Regions from separate parts of the Homo sapiens genome. Here regions 2, 3 and 4 are each linked to region 1. The links are chromatin contacts, found by Hi-C or POLR2A ChIA-PET in ENCODE. All regions are on one chromosome and are shown on one strand. Each heading gives the region's core, a stretch centred on a gene start or an enhancer-like site at or near the end of the contact. The rest is flanking DNA. Distances are from core to core; before and after follow the strand shown. Region 1 overlaps FAR2 (fatty acyl-CoA reductase 2). Region 2 overlaps OVCH1-AS1 (OVCH1 antisense RNA 1). Region 3 has its middle 83 kb from the start of FAR2. Region 4 has its middle 46 kb from the start of FAR2.

Evidence for each region. Hi-C counts contacts between places; a loop is a spot of excess contacts on that map. ChIA-PET counts read pairs that join two places held with the same protein, here RNA polymerase II (POLR2A). Pooled maps may share reads with other maps.
Region 2: a loop to region 1 is called in a map of CD14-positive monocyte, with 4 times the contacts of the local background. The contact joins two enhancer-like sites. A Hi-C loop is called at or near these places in 3 of 168 maps with a recorded cell type or tissue (CD14-positive monocyte and PC-3), 1 of 37 single-sample maps with no recorded cell type and 5 of 50 pooled maps.
Region 3: a pooled map shows a loop between it and region 1 (2.2-fold over the local background). The contact joins two enhancer-like sites. A Hi-C loop is called at or near these places in 1 of 168 maps with a recorded cell type or tissue (PC-3) and 5 of 50 pooled maps. POLR2A ChIA-PET finds 5 or more read pairs at or near these places in 2 of 52 experiments (CD4-positive, alpha-beta T cell and PC-3).
Region 4: a pooled map shows a loop between it and region 1 (9-fold over the local background). The contact joins two enhancer-like sites. A Hi-C loop is called at or near these places in 16 of 37 single-sample maps with no recorded cell type and 14 of 50 pooled maps.

Annotation. Positions count from the first base shown.
Region 1 is chr12:29,240,547-29,244,343 of GRCh38, forward strand. All of the region lies in intron 1 of FAR2 (fatty acyl-CoA reductase 2), which reads left to right. Among named protein-coding and RNA genes, the nearest start is that of FAR2-AS1, 75 kb to the right of the region's middle. Within about 2 kb of position 1,690, at least 19 of the 41 ENCODE cell types and tissues checked have a DNase peak (open chromatin) inside an H3K27ac peak, as active enhancers do; they include CD14-positive monocyte, where a contact is called at or near this core.
Region 2 is chr12:29,427,158-29,430,954 of GRCh38, forward strand. All of the region lies in intron 1 of OVCH1-AS1 (OVCH1 antisense RNA 1), which reads left to right. It also overlaps a transcript of OVCH1 not described here. Among named protein-coding and RNA genes, the nearest start is that of OVCH1-AS1, 40 kb to the left of the region's middle. Within about 2 kb of position 1,719, at least 3 of the 41 ENCODE cell types and tissues checked have a DNase peak (open chromatin) inside an H3K27ac peak, as active enhancers do; they include CD14-positive monocyte, where a contact is called at or near this core.
Region 3 is chr12:29,064,296-29,068,092 of GRCh38, forward strand. No RefSeq gene overlaps it. Among named protein-coding and RNA genes, the nearest start is that of FAR2, 83 kb to the right of the region's middle. Within about 2 kb of position 1,821, at least 2 of the 41 ENCODE cell types and tissues checked have a DNase peak (open chromatin) inside an H3K27ac peak, as active enhancers do.
Region 4 is chr12:29,101,579-29,105,375 of GRCh38, forward strand. No RefSeq gene overlaps it. Among named protein-coding and RNA genes, the nearest start is that of FAR2, 46 kb to the right of the region's middle. Within about 2 kb of position 2,118, at least 5 of the 41 ENCODE cell types and tissues checked have a DNase peak (open chromatin) inside an H3K27ac peak, as active enhancers do.

The sequences.
Region 1 (3,797 bases), core at 440-2,939:
ATTTACTGCCTTGTCTCATCATCCACAGCCCAGTTTGCTTCATGGGCATTCCCTCTCCCACCAGGCACTCAAGCTCTCTTACTCCTCTCTGGAATGTAGTCAGGCAGCGTTTAGTAACTATATCCAGAGATGAAGTCATTGAAAAAGGTAACTGAACTTTGTAATTAATCACAGGCACAAGGTATACATCTTAAAAATATATGTACGTTTCTCTAAAGCACTAGGAATGTCATTGTGTGTGTGTGTGTATGTATATTTTTTTTTATATATTTTTTTTGAGACTGAGTCTCATTCCATCACCCAGGCTAGAGTGCAGTGACACGATCTCAGCTCACTGCAGCCTCCGCTTCCTGGGTTCAAGTGATTCTCCTGCCTCAGCCTCCTGAGTAGCTGGAATTACAGACATGCACTACCACATCCAGCTAGTTTTTGTATTTTTAGTAGAGACGGGGTTTCACCATGTTGACCAGGCTGGTCTCGAACTTCTGACCTCAAGTGATCCACCCACCTCAGCCTCCCAAAGTGCTGGGATTACAGGCATAAGCCACGCACCCGGCCTCATTGTGTATTTAAAAGCTAGTATTGAAAGTGCCACTCTGAATGTGTACTAAAGAAAGATTAAGCTATGCACATGCTACACATATAATGTATGTGTGTGTACAAATATAATGTGTGGATGCTTTTGTATGTATGTACACATATGCCAAAATGTGTATGTATACATGTCTCCACTTCATCTTTTTTTTTCTTCTTCTAATATTGCTGTGGCTTTCTATTTTGTATCTGATGGAAATCTGGAAAGACTTTCTCAAGAAAGTGAAAGAGGAATTTCTGTAAATTTAGATTGATCTTCTTTATTTATTTAGATTGATCTAGTTATTCTGTACATCATGGTTTCTGTTTTAGTGTGTATATACTACTCAGTATTTTTCCCTTCTCTGCAGGAAAAAAAATGAGTTTGTTCTCCCTCTCCTTCCTCTTATCTCTCCAGCTAATTCTCTTATTTCTTTTTTTATTCTCTCACACTGAGGTGTTTTTTGCAGACTTTATCACAACCTGACAATGTTCTCAATGTTTCCTTTGATGCTGAGTTCTTTTTAAAAGACGTATGAAATGTAAAATCTCCCTTCCTTTCCCAGATCAATATTTGAAATAAAAAGCAGGGCAAACACCTTCAAAACGAAAAGTCTCCTGTTTCCTGTTGCCTATTCCAGCAGCAGGACTTGGGTTGCTTGCCGTTTTTCCTGCTTTTCATTTCCGAGGAGGCAGGAGCACCTCAGATGCTCCAGGGAATTGTTGATTCCAGAGAGAATTGCTGATGGGTGTAGCACCCCCTGGGTGCGTGCATCGAAGCTGTGAACAAATCCCCCCTTTCCTCACTAGAGTCTCTACAGAGAAATCACCTCAGCCCATGTATTCTGTGACAGCTGAGGATGGCAAATGTGGGAGCAATGTGGGCTTCTCCTGGTGCTAAGTCTGAACACAGAGCATAGGCCTTGCCTCAAATGTTTGCAAACATCCGTGTTAATGCTCAGCACGCCACTTTACACCGAAGGAGTCACACCAGTGTGACACACGACTTCAAGACTTCTGAGGAGCTAGAAAGGAAGTTTATGTATTTGAGGCCTTTCCCTTGGCTTCACTCCATTTAGAACTGGGTGACTCAAAATGACAAATAAGGTGTAGTAATGAAGACAAAAAGCTTCTTTAAAAAAATTATTGTTAATCCACTTCTCTTTTTGACCTCTGAACAGCATTATACTAGGGAGTTTACCCAGTCCTCTCAGTGAATAAGCTTGTGCTGAAATCCTGTGTTCTCAAGCTGGCATGTTATGTTGAAATGCTTTCAAGTTACATAAACGCCCACACTTACTAAGTGCAATTCCCTAATTGAGTCACTGGGAAGCAGCAGAAGTGAGCAGCACTGTGGTCCTGTGACACAGTGACAGTACAGAGAACTGTTTCCCCAGGAGCAACTCAAGTCTCACCACCTGCTGGGCTCCCAACTGTTCATATATTCAACCTATGGTAAAGAAATACAGAAGTAGGATTGCCATTATCATCCTCAGTATCGCCTTAAACTCTTACCAGTGTATCTGAATTGCATTTGTCTGCAAAACCAGCAGGCCTGCAGGCCGATATTAGAGTCACTTTCTTTCAAGGAAAGAGGAAAGTACTCAAAATGACAGAGTAGGTATGGCAGAGGACAGTAAAGGAAAAACCTCTCTTTTCTTTTCTACATTTGGATACTAGTTAATAGGATAACTTTGGAATGAGGGAGATCAGGTTCCAACTCTTGCTCTGCTTCTTGTGTGGCCCATTTAAAAGCTAATCTTTATAAATCCCCTTATCTGTAAAAATGGGTATAATAGTTATGTGGAACTAAATGAAAATCTACCAAATGAGAAAAAGAAAGGCTAGTTGTTCCAAGCTTGCTACAGCAAGGGAGTCAGCCACCATCACTTAACATTTTAGCAGAGACTCAAAGGCACGCAGGAGAGTGGGAAAGCATTATAGTGGAAAACGGGAAGGCTTCAGCTCTGCCCTGATTGGAGGCTGTTGCATGGGGAAGCTATAAGCAGGCCAGCTAGAGGTGGGGCACCCTGCGTGATTGGTTAGGGGATGTATTTTTGATTTTCTGTGGTTGGTGTTAACTTGGAAGTGGGGCCAAAATTAGGGAAGCTGTCAGTAATTAAGTCTTGTCAGTTTGGGGCCAGTTGTTACAGAAATGATCATTTATCTTCCTGGATTGTCACTGGAGATAGCAATCTGGTTTCCTGCAAGTCTGACTTATAGCAGGCTGGCTTCCTGGATTGTTTATTACAGATAAGGGGTTGGTTTCCTGGGCAAGTTGCTACCGGTTGTAGGTCAAAGTTCTATTTTATTATTTTCATTTTTATTTCTCATTTGTAAATTCAGTTTCAATGAAGCATTCATCAGAGAGCAGTCATGTAGCAGGTGCTCAGTAAATAATATAACTCATCAAGTGTTTGAAACCACTGCTATCTGGTATGTTTTTCTTGATCTCAGTGTTGGAGTCTTGGATTAGAAATGGGCAGATGTGGAGAAGCTCAGGTTATGTTGATATATCCTGGTCATTTTCTGTGGAATTATGCCAGCGTTGGAATGGTGTAGCAGTTATAGGCCTAATACCTCTGAATTCCTTAGGAAAGTCTGAAACTGCCATCCCATTCATTTCTCTTCTAGGAACTGTTAAAGTCCAAAAGAAACTCCAGGGCTCTAGTAAGTCTTTAACATCATGTTGAGTTCAGGATGTATTCTTCTTGGAATATCAATGAGTTTAAAGGCATCTGCAGTTGTTAAAAACTCAATAATAAGAACCTTTAAAAGATGAGAGACAAAGCACCTCATACTGAACAGGTGGTGTCTCGTTCATCATAGTATCCCCAGCATGTAGCACAATCCCTGGAACATAGTGTACATTTAATCAGCAGTTGAATGAATGAATGAATGAATGAATGAATTTCCCAACTTATATCAAATAGCTATTGTGGTGATAGTAGACATTACCTTTCCTATTATCTGCTATGTCATTTGGATATTCCTGTATGTTCTTTTTTCACCAGTGCTCCCAATATCTGATTGAGTTAAAAATAATCAAATGATTCATCATAGAACTTATACAAAATCAAAAATGACTATTTTGGTCACTTCATGCTCCAAAAATGCTGAATTCAGGAAAGAATGTGCCAATGAACACATTAAATACAATTTTAAAGCCTTGTTCAGTGAACAGGAAAGAAAGGTGACATGGTGACATAAAGTAGCTTCTTATT
Region 2 (3,797 bases), core at 469-2,968, 190 kb after region 1:
CCTTGCTCAATCTCTCTCTAGTCACTCTGACCTCTGACAGTTCCCTAAGTTACCAAGCTCTTCCCTCATTCAGGGCCATTTTTTCCACTTTTTCTTTTAAAAATCAAATATTTTCTGTCAAGCAGTGCTTTAGACATTGAGGATACAGCAAGAACAAAAGAGACAAAGTTCTGTTGCCAGGAAATTTTAATTCTGGTAGAAGAGACAAATTATAAATGAATGAAAGATAATACTCCATCAGGCCATGATCAATCCCTAGAAGAAAAGGTTAAGGAAGGCTATTTAGATTGTATGATAGAGGAGGTCTCAGGTAAGGTAGCATTTGAATGATTGAGGACGTGAAACTTGAGACAGAATGTGCTTGGTTAGAGGCCTCTTCCTCCATGTGAGGACCCAGTGAGAATGGGCTGTGCCTAAGAACCAGAAAGTGAGCCCTTAGCAGGCACCAAATCTGCTGGCACCTGGATCCTGGACTTCTCAGCCTCCATACTGTGAGAAATAAATATTTGTTGTTTGGAAACCACTCAGTCTATGGTATTTGTTATAGCAGCTTGAATGGGGTGATAGCCTAGCTAACGGGGAAGCCAGGAGAGTAGCAACAGGGGTCTATATTCATTAGGTCCAAAATCTTTACAGAAATTGCATGGTTCATTGAAGTAAAATTGTGCGAGCTCACAAATAAATGCAAATCCCTTCACTGTTATATAGAATTACACAGGCTCATTACAGAAATTCAGGTTGTCTCATTTGTAATCATTTGACACCTCTGAAATTTTGATTAATCTGAGCTTTTAAAGAGGAATGATGTTACCAGTTTGGAGAATATTAAAGAGTGAGAAAGAGAAAAGCAGTCCCTGACATACAGAGAACCTGGTCTGATGCTCGCAGCTGGACCATGTTATTTTCCTGTTGGACATACACTGTCTCACAGGACATCAACAGCAGACAGGGCGGTGCTAGTCTATGATAAGGTAAGACAAAAAACGGCTGTGTGCAACCACCAAAATACCACTCTCCTCCCTCTCTTGGCTAAAATGAGGAACTGCTACTGCTTTACCAGTTACAGTTTTATCCTTACTCTAGCCAGGCCTCCTTTTGACTGAGATAGCCATCGTAAAATTGCTCTACTTCCTGACAGAAACCAATTCAGAACAAAGTCCATTTCCTTAGACCCTCTCCAAAATTACCCAAAGCTCTACCTCTATTATAGGTTTTTCTAACACCTTCTTACTGAGATACCCCATGGTTTTCCATGGTGTGTATACTCCCTCTCTGCAATGAGTGCAAAATGCAATTTGTTCAACTACAGGTACATTTCTAGGGTCTTTGGTGAAAGGGTATTGACAGGAATTAGGGTTGAAGAGTATGGTGCTATGGAGACCCATGGTTCATCTTAAGGAAAACCAATAGCTTGAACTTATAAATCTTCCCCTCCTCCATACCCCAATTGCTTTATAATCTAATAAGAGCCATACTTACTGATAGGAAAGTTAGGCAACTTTGGAACTTCAAAGCAAAATTCTGAACTTAATGGTGTTATAAATCTGGAACTATCATAGGAGGGGTCAAGGTCCCTGGAAAAAGAAAGCATCAAAATCCTCCTCTTGACCTGTGCAATAAATGGATTTTAATGGTGTCCTAAGTGGCAGAACTAAGAGGAAACTAGAGAAGTTGATGCAATACTCAATTACAAAATGTTTCAAAAAGTTTCCCTCTATGAGTCAGTCTCATGATGGAATACTGCCAAATGCTCAAGCATGACAGACACTATGTGACCAATACATTTCTAAAGATTATTCAAGCTTGGTAAGTGAGTGTAGCTCACTGGTAGACAGGTGCCTCTCATGTACAAGGCCCTGAGTTTGACTCCCAGCACCTCCAACCATTAATTTCTTAGTCCTCAGCACCACTCATCGGTAAAGATTATTCTGGCTAATGGAACTTTTCTCCACTTTAATTTATCTGAGGTCTAAAAAGGGCCATCTATATTATGAGTATAAAACCTGATACTGGTAACACTGAGTAAATACATTTTCAAAAAAGTTACCATCTAAAAATGCCATTTAGGAAATAAAATCCTTTAAAACATATGGCATCTGGACAAAACCAAGAGTGCCAACTAATGGTTAAATGAGATAGGAATTTTTGTACTAAAAAGTCAAGACAAGCCAGGATTGGGAAGGAATAAAGATCCAGTGAGTGTGATCTCATACTCATCCAACTGTGCTCAATAATGCTATAGGATTCTAATGAAGGATCTGATGAGAAATCACTGACAACAAATGCTATTGTTCCCAAGGCCAATGTAGGTCATGTTTTACATGTATATTCATTATATAAATACTTGGTGCCAGTTAGTGTAGGCCATTTAAGAAAGATAAATTTACAAAGTAGAATTGATTGCTGATATGGTCTATCATAAATATTATATAATCCCAATCACAGTTCAAAGATTCTTCTGTTATAAAGTCTTTAATCATGGCCTTCATTTTATTTACTGTTGTGGAATAAAAAGTCCAAGTGTAATTCAGCATGTTGAGTTAACTGTTAGGATAATCAAGAGATGTGATCTCAACAGAAGTCACTGGAATCAAATCCAATACTGGACATCCTTGAGACAAAGAGAAAAAATATACAATAATCAAAAAGAGAAGTTACTTGAATCTAATTGGAATGTCTACAAGTAGGTCATTAAAACCTAAACTGTAGCATACTTTATTAATTCCTATCATTGCTTCTTGGTATCCACAGATCCTTACTTATGTTTAAATGACTTCTGTTTGGAAAAACGGACCCCCACTTCAAAAGCAAACAGCCTGAATTATTTGACCTTAAATCACAAACTGTAAATCCATTAAGTCACACCACGTCTACATTTCAATTTATTTTTGTCACTCCTATTTCATACATGATCTTATTTAGGTTTCACAATCATAAGATACAGGTATTATTATCTTCAGTCTAGAGGTGTGTGAATTGACACTTGATATTCAAGAGATGTGACCTAAGATCTTTAGGACTTCTCTAAATTTGCAAATGCCATAGTAATATTTCACTTCCCCCATAACTGCATAAAACATAACTTCAATATCATTTATGAAATAGCATTAGCACTATTTTTGTGCTGGTTGGCCCCCTGCCAGGAGGTGGCATTTTCCAGAGAGCACCAGCTGTGGTCGAATGGGGAGGAACAGGTGATAGGCGGGCCCCTAGAACTCCCAAGAGTATATGCCCTCTGCAGTGACCAAGGTGGGTAGGGAAGGACCATTAGGTGGGGGCAGGGCTAAGTGTGTCTGAGCTCAGACTCTCCTTGGCCAGGTCTTGCTACAGCTGCTGTGGGAGATTGGGGTGAGGTTCCCAGGTCAATGGAGTTACATTCCTAGGAGGATTATGACTGTCTCTGCTGTGTCATGCAGGTTTTCAGGGAAACTGGGGGAGAGCTGACAGTCACAGACCTCACCCAGCTCCACACAATCCAAAGGGCTTGTCTCACTTCCACCATGCCCTCTCCAAAAGCACTGAGTCTGTTTCCAGGCAGTGGGTGAGCAGAGCTGGAGAATTTGTCCCAGGCTACCCACCTCCCAGCTGCGAAATCAAGTATGGCTTTCCTTCTATTCCTGCCTGTGGAGTCTGCACACCAGATTAACACCCTCCCTTGAGTTCTGGCCAGGAGGCTTCTTGATCAGTTCAAATTGTTACAAAGTTCAGTTGGAGAGTTCCTTCTCCATGTGGCCTTTTCCCAGTACCTCTAGCTGCCCTCCCAGAGTACCCCTGTGAGTCCAGGCAGAAACGGTTTG
Region 3 (3,797 bases), core at 571-3,070, 180 kb before region 1:
GACCAAGACTGCTTACGCACTACAAGTGGTGAGTTTTCTACTGTCAGTTATTATGAGTGTGTAAGCACAAGGAATAATGTAGCCTGCACATTTTTCCACATTTATTCTTCCAGAACCTATTTTTAGGCTATTCTACAGGTAATTATCACTGTATAAACAAACTGCTTACACATCCATATAGACTGATTTACAGCAGCTACTCATTTTACCTGCCTATGTATCATGCTGTCAATATGTTCAAGATAATGTGCAGAAAGCATAAGACTGAGGAGCCAGAAAAGGCCTGAGAGGTTACATGGTCTAATGTGCTTTTTGTATAGATCAGGAAATGGATGATAAAATCACATCATCTGAGGATATGCTCACTTTTCAAATATCTTAACATACAATTAAAAGATCATGAAATAAAAAAGAACAGGTAGATCTGGGATGCTGAGAAAACCAGCACTTTGATTTAGTTTTTGCATACTACATGGGCCTTTGCACATACTGGCCCCTCTAAAATGCCCGCCCCCTCCAAGACTGATAATCGTATTTCAAAATTATATTCAAGTTAAATGTCTCTTCCATGGTTTTCTGGACTCCACTCTCAACCTTGTTAGTCATTATTACTTCCACACTTGGTGTTTGCATTATATTATGTAACGCATCAGATATATCTTGTATCCTACCTCTTTTCCGCACAGCTCCACCCTTAACTCCAGCCACTGCTACTGTGGCTATTTCCACAAGTCACAGACTAGCTTTATGCAACTGCAAATTTGCCAGCACCTCAGCTCATTCCTTTGCTGTGTATCTTTTGCTTCCTGTCCTGTGTGTCTTTGACACACAGCATGGGTCACCTATGGGAATCTACTCAGTACTTTTTCACATCTAACCTATGGAAATTAACACATATGAGAAAATGCTTTGACAGACTGGCAAAAGAGTCAAATAATACATTCTTAGCTTTTCATACCCTGAAAAGCCAGTTCTAAGATGCAATTCTAAAGGCTCCTCAGATGGACCTGCAGAACTGAGTACCAGTCACCCATAGCATAGCCAACTTGACAATGCACCCCCTACCCTGTAATGGCTTCATCTCTTCCCTGTTTTTCTTCCCTTGTTTCTCATTACTGCTTCCTTTGATCACTTCCCAATTTAAGCCACCTGCATGTAAGCCATTTCTCAATAGGAAATTGCAGCAACTCAATAGAGACAGGACTATGATAACAGATTTTTCAGAAATGAAATCTGTTGCCTACCTGATAAAGACCTCTGCCTAAGTGGAATATATAAGCAGAGTATAAGGGAAATGTTGAATGGATGATGGAAGAAAAAAATATGATGATAAGCCTTGGTCTAATAACAGGATACAGTTCTAGAAACTGTAGTCATTATGCATATTTTGTGTTGATTGATTATTTTTCTCCCCTCTCCCTGATACTTTGTGTGAGAGGTTTGTGTGATGGGGGAGAATGCTACAATTTAAGTTCCAGTTGAAGTTAATGTGTGACTGACATCATTCCATCACTATCTGGTAGGGATTTTGTGTCTCCTTGGTGTTAGGAATGACAACATCTTCATCTTCTAAATAATGGGCAAGAATAGATGCTTTGTGGACAAAGCAATGGAATGTGCCAGTCTCTATCTATTTCCTCACTTAGATCCATTCTCCACTCTTTTCTTCCCCTCTCTGTATTAAGTAGGCTGCTCTTAATGAATTGCACTTTGAGAACTCCCTAATGGCTGACTTCCAGTTGGATTTGACAAGCAGATGGGCCAGCAGGGGATTGGAAGGCAGAAGAAGAAAAATGTTGGGACATTTCTTTCCTGACCTCTCTCTGCTTGGCACTATTATCTCTGGTGGCAGCTGTGTCCCTTCCAATCACAACTCCCACTGGGATCTGGTCACTCTATGTCCTCCTCTGTTCCCAAAGAAACAATTGCTTCTCATTGTTACTAGTCTAAGTGACAAATTGTGCCTTGTTTGTCCTCTTAAGCCTGCTTCCCCTTATACTATTGAAGTCTCTTCATTTGAGTTCTATGAATGAACTCTGGTTTTTGCCAAGACCCTGGCTGATTTACACACACACTTGTTTTCACACATGCGCATGTGCACACACACAGACACACACAGATGCCAAGACACAGAACACTCTCATTTCAATGAAGATGACTCATCTATGACTCATTCTATGAAGAATAATAGTAGTTAAATATGTCATAAGAACAAAAGAGGAAAAGACAATGAGGAACTAGGACAATTTACAATTTATTTTAATAAAAGCTGCTAGCCATTTTAAATCATGTTTAAATCAAATCTCCTATTCCATTAAAAAGTTTTATAGCGATAGCAAACATTTTATTATTTTGAGAGTCACATCTTTCTCTTTTCTAGGCCTCCTTTACAGAGAGAATAAAAATTATATAGTGGCTATAAAATAATAGAAGGTAGAAAATGTGAGATGTAAGTCCAATAAGCTACTGGATAATTCCAATTAGACTTTAAAACTATCCTTTTCCAATACTATTCTTCTCCTTCACCTTCTTTTCTCTAGGTAAATCCTTGCACGACACTTGTTTCTTTCACCATCTTTCCTGCCTGTCCATGTTCCTAGTGTACCCTTTCATTTATCTCTTTATATTGGGGTCCCATACTCCTAAATTACATAATTTATATACATTGCAGGACACATGGGCACAGTAGCTGGTATGACAAAATTGAAATGCCAGTTTATACTTAATTTTAAAATGCTTATTTCATGATATATTATGAAGGGAGCTAAGCATGCCTTAATATGACTTTGTTTATCCCTAAGACTAAATCACAAACGATTATGGTGTTTAACAAAGTTTGGTGATGGCACAGGTTCACAAGCCCACTCTTCATTTCATATTTATCCCCCACATCAATATATCCCTCTGGAAATCACAAGAAGAAACAGTCTTCTGAGGAAAGTCTGTTCATCATCATTCACATTAACTTCATCTGCAAAGAGGGTAGTAAAAGACATCTCCTTTTCTTGTTCTAATTCTAATACTCAATCAGCATCCATTTCATGTTTGAATGTCTACTTGTTTTTGAAAACTTGACTTCAATGTTTTGGGGTCCATGGTGGATATCTGCCATTTCTTTTATGGACACATGACATGGGCACCATTAAACTGGTAACTCTCATCCCTGACTCTGAACTGGGAGGTAGTAAGTAACTGAAAAGGATTCTCTCTGAAGCAGGAAGACAAAGTTCTTGGGCCAACAGTGCAGAGGTCTGGGTGGCAGCATCCAACAGTCAGTGCCAGCGGGATTGGCACTGCAAGCTAAAGTGTCCAGTGCTCAGAGGAAGTTACTGCAGCTTCCTCACTGAACCAGTCTGTGACAAGACTGTGAGTATTTTTCCAGGTCACACAGCCACCAAGCACATGGTTCTCTATTTCTCCTAGAAATTTATAAATTTACCCAGCATCCTCTTTTTAATTTCCTTTTTTTTCTTTTGGAACTCAAATCCAAACAGAAATTGATTTAATTGTACTCCTATGCTGTCTTGCTAGAAGACTATTTTCCTGCTTTATCTCATTATTTCTTCCATTGTTTCACCTTTTGATTCTTTCATTCTACCACCAGCAAGGATACCTACTGTAATGTGTTGGTATATGTACAGGGATATGTGGGTGTGTGTGTGTGTGTGTGTGTGTATTTCTTTGAAAACCTATGTCATCGTTTTGGGTATCATGTGATTTTTAAATTTACATAAGTGGTGCTAAGCTGCATATCATTCTATTTTTTTTCACTGAACACTCTGATAATAAGATCTATC
Region 4 (3,797 bases), core at 868-3,367, 140 kb before region 1:
TTAGTAACTATGAATAAAGCTGCTATAAACATTCATGTGCAGGTTTTTGTGTGGACATAAGATTTTAACTCCTTTGGGTAAATACCAAGGAGCATATTGCTGGATCATATGGTAAGAGTGTGTTTAGTTCTACAAGAAACTGCTAAATAGTCTTCCAAAGTGGCTGTACCATTTTGCACTTCTACCAGCAATGAATGAAAGTGCCTATTACTCCACATCCTTAGCAGAATTTAGTGTTGTCAGTATTTTGGATATCTGCCATTCTAATAGTTATATAGTGGCATCTCGTTGTTGTTTTAATTTAAATCCCTACTGACATATGATACTGAGCATTTTCTCATTTGCCATTTGATATCTTCTTTGATTGTCTGTTGAGATATTTTGCTTATTTTTAATTGGGTTGTTTGCTTTCTTACCTTTGAGTTTTAAGAATTCTTTGCATATTTTGAATACCAGTTCTTCTAGATGTGTATTTTTCAAAGGTTTTCCCCCAGTCTGTGGCTTGCTTTATTCTCTTAACATTATCTATGTAAAGCAGTTTTTAATTTAAAAAATCTAGTATACTAATTTCTTCTTTAATGGATTGTGTTTTTCATGCAGTATCTAAGAATTCATGGCCAAACCGTAGTTAATCTACCTGTTTTTCTGCTGTCTGCTGGGAGTTTTATAGTTTGGTGTTTGGCACTTCATTAAAAAAAATAGTGTTTTCTACTATATTTGTCGTGATATCCAAAAATTCCCCACAAAAAATAAAAAGTCTTTTCTGACTAGTTATTTTCTACTTCTTCTATGGATTTAAATCGTTTTAGTCTACTAGCTTATAAAAATGAGTATTTTCCCTTGAAACAATTTTTATGTGCTTTTGGCTAAATGCATAGTTTACAAATAGACTGCAGATGAGCTAAAGATAAAGAGAACTGTTATCTTCATAATAATAATAGAAGTGCTTCCTGGTAAAATTTGCCCTGTAATCGTAGTCATCTTTAGAATGACTAAGGGATTGATTCTATCAAGAAGCCTATAATTGCTCAGGTCTCATCTTCAAGGTTAGGACAGACCACTAGGTTGGGTAGAAGAATATAGAGTAGTAAAGTGGAGGGGGTTTTTAAATGTTGTTTTAAACTCCCATATTTTGAAACATTTGCAAATAAATCAATTTTTAAATATAAAACAAACAAATAAAATTACAAAATTTAAATACATCAAAATGATAGAAAAAGAAAACTACTAAATACGTTAAAAATAGGTTGAATACAATGAAACTCACACCTGTACTTCATTCCATTGTCATCAGCCAGTCAAGGAAAGATACTGTGAGATCTTATGAAGCCAGCCAAAAAGAACTGCGGTTTTATTCATCAACTCTGGGCAGTGAAGCCTTTCAAGTACTGATAGGATCTGTAGCTACTGACTACATCAAATATTTTTTATCATCAGTTAACACACTGCAGAAATAATGATACCTACTTTGCATTTTCCCTATGTGTAACTTAACACAAGGTCATGAAAACTATACAACTTTGCATTTTGGAAACCAGGGTACATGTCAACAAGGGCAGGATTTCTTTTGCAGAAAACAACTAAGTTCCCTTTGCTGTTTTCATTTTGATAGGTTTTTTTCCTGAGTCCTTGCTGGAATAAAAACGATCATTTTTTTACAGTATTAGATTGGAATGAGTGGTTATATTTTTCAGAAATTTCATTGATATTTCTTACTACATTTCTTTATTTTGCTGTTTATTATGTGATGATAGTGGTTAATATTTATCAAGGGCTATATAATACCAAGCACTGTGCTATGCAATTTGCATTGATCATCTTGTTAATTTTCATACTAACTGATAAGACAGCTTTATTTTTATTCCCATTCTACACATGAAGGAAGACTCTACACATGAGTCTTGGACTTTAATGATTTGCCTGGAGTAACACAGGCAAATTCAAACCCAGGCCCTCTGGCTTCAAACCCCATGCCTTACGCTGTCTCATTGCAATATTTTCTTATGAGTGTTATGAAATTGAAACTGAAACTCAGTGATTATCACCAATATCTCCAAATTTCTAACCGGTTTCTTGCTTTCAGGGTTGTTCCTCTCAAGTTTATCCCATGCACAGCTACCACTGCGGTTTATCGAAAATGAAACCTACTCATGTCATTTCCTGCCTCACACATTTCGAGGCTTCTCCATGTTCTACAGAATAAGATCTAAGATCCTTAGCACAGCATCCAAGAGCCTCTCTGTGCAGGCCCCTGCTTCACATCCCTCAGTTCCCCCTTCCCACATTTACATTGTCACCATAGGGAACATCTTGTGCCTCCTCACACACACTCCACAGTCTTTTACCTTGTTTCTGAATCACACAAGCTATTGTTTTCTGCATGCATGGTTCTTCCCCACACTACACCAAAGCCTCTTTCCATCAGGGAAACATTTCCTATTTGTCTCCAAGAATCCTTCTCTTACCAAACATTCCCTTGCCCTCTACACTTCATTGGTTGATGCTTTCCCCTCTGCACTAGCAGAATATCCCCTAGAATTTTATTTATGACACTATATTACAGTAATAATACTAATGTCAGCATCTCCCACTAGACTATGGGTTCTTCAAAGGCAGGATAGACCTCACTCACTTTTAACTATGTATAGATCTTGGATGATGAAGAAAGAAGGCCAGTGCTGAGAGCTAGGAGAATGATCGAGTTATTAGCCCTACCTTTGGATGGTTCTCCATTACCATGTATCACTTTAGGTGCTTTTGGTTTGCTACCAAGAAAACCAAGGAGTAGAAAGAGGGAAGCGCAGTGGCTCCACTTCTCACCTGAGCCTAGTTTGAGGTCTGCAATTCCTGAGACATTACCAAGGTTCTTTTGTGTTTTCAGCTCCTGAACAGTTTGCTGTAGGTGGGACAGATCCTAAAAGAATCGTGTTAAGTGTATTAATGTTCCATCTAGTCTCAAAATAGAACCAGGAGTTAGGAAACATGTTGATCGAGGCAGTGAATCAGTGTTACTAAAAACCTTCAATTGCATCATGACTTTTTAAGAAAAATGTGAATTGAAAATGCCCATGTTTTATTTCACACCCATGGCTTTGCTCATAGTTGCCAAGACATAGATCTCAATACAACAGGCTTCCTGTTTCAATTCGAAGTAGTCTGGTAAAGAACAAAACAGTCATGTCTTGTAAGATACAGAATTATTTCTCCCTCCAATTATTTTTACAATGAAGTGTGATCTAATGCCACTGTCTCCCCTTTTGCAGACCTCACACTGTTCATTTATTTTTTGGTCTCACTAAGTCACTTGCTTCAGTGTGTCAGTTTCCTCAGGTAGAAGGCTGCCCATAATAGAACTGTTGTGGTTACTTAAAAGACAGGAAAGCAATTTTTAAAATAAAACCCTGCTGTTTTAAGCTCTTTGTAGATGTTGAGGCCAAATTATGCCTATTGACATTAACCTACCTGACTTCAATTTCAATTCATTCATTCAACAAGCAAGTATGGAATTTATGATATTACTTTAAAATGCATTGAAAGGTTTGTTGCCAAGGAACCTGCTAAATAACCTTCTAAGCTTGTTAACATGAGTAACTCCTGATTTATGTTAAATAAAAGTAATTCTTAGAACTGAAGTGTTTACTTATCTTCTTCTTTATCTGTCAAGAAATAAAAAAAATCAACCTTCAAGAGGGGGAAAAATCACAAAGTGTAAAATAATAGAAAGGGCAATAGGACCACACAATCTCAGCCATCCTCAAGATCTGAAGTCTGAAGCCTCACACCCAGATCTTCCCTGA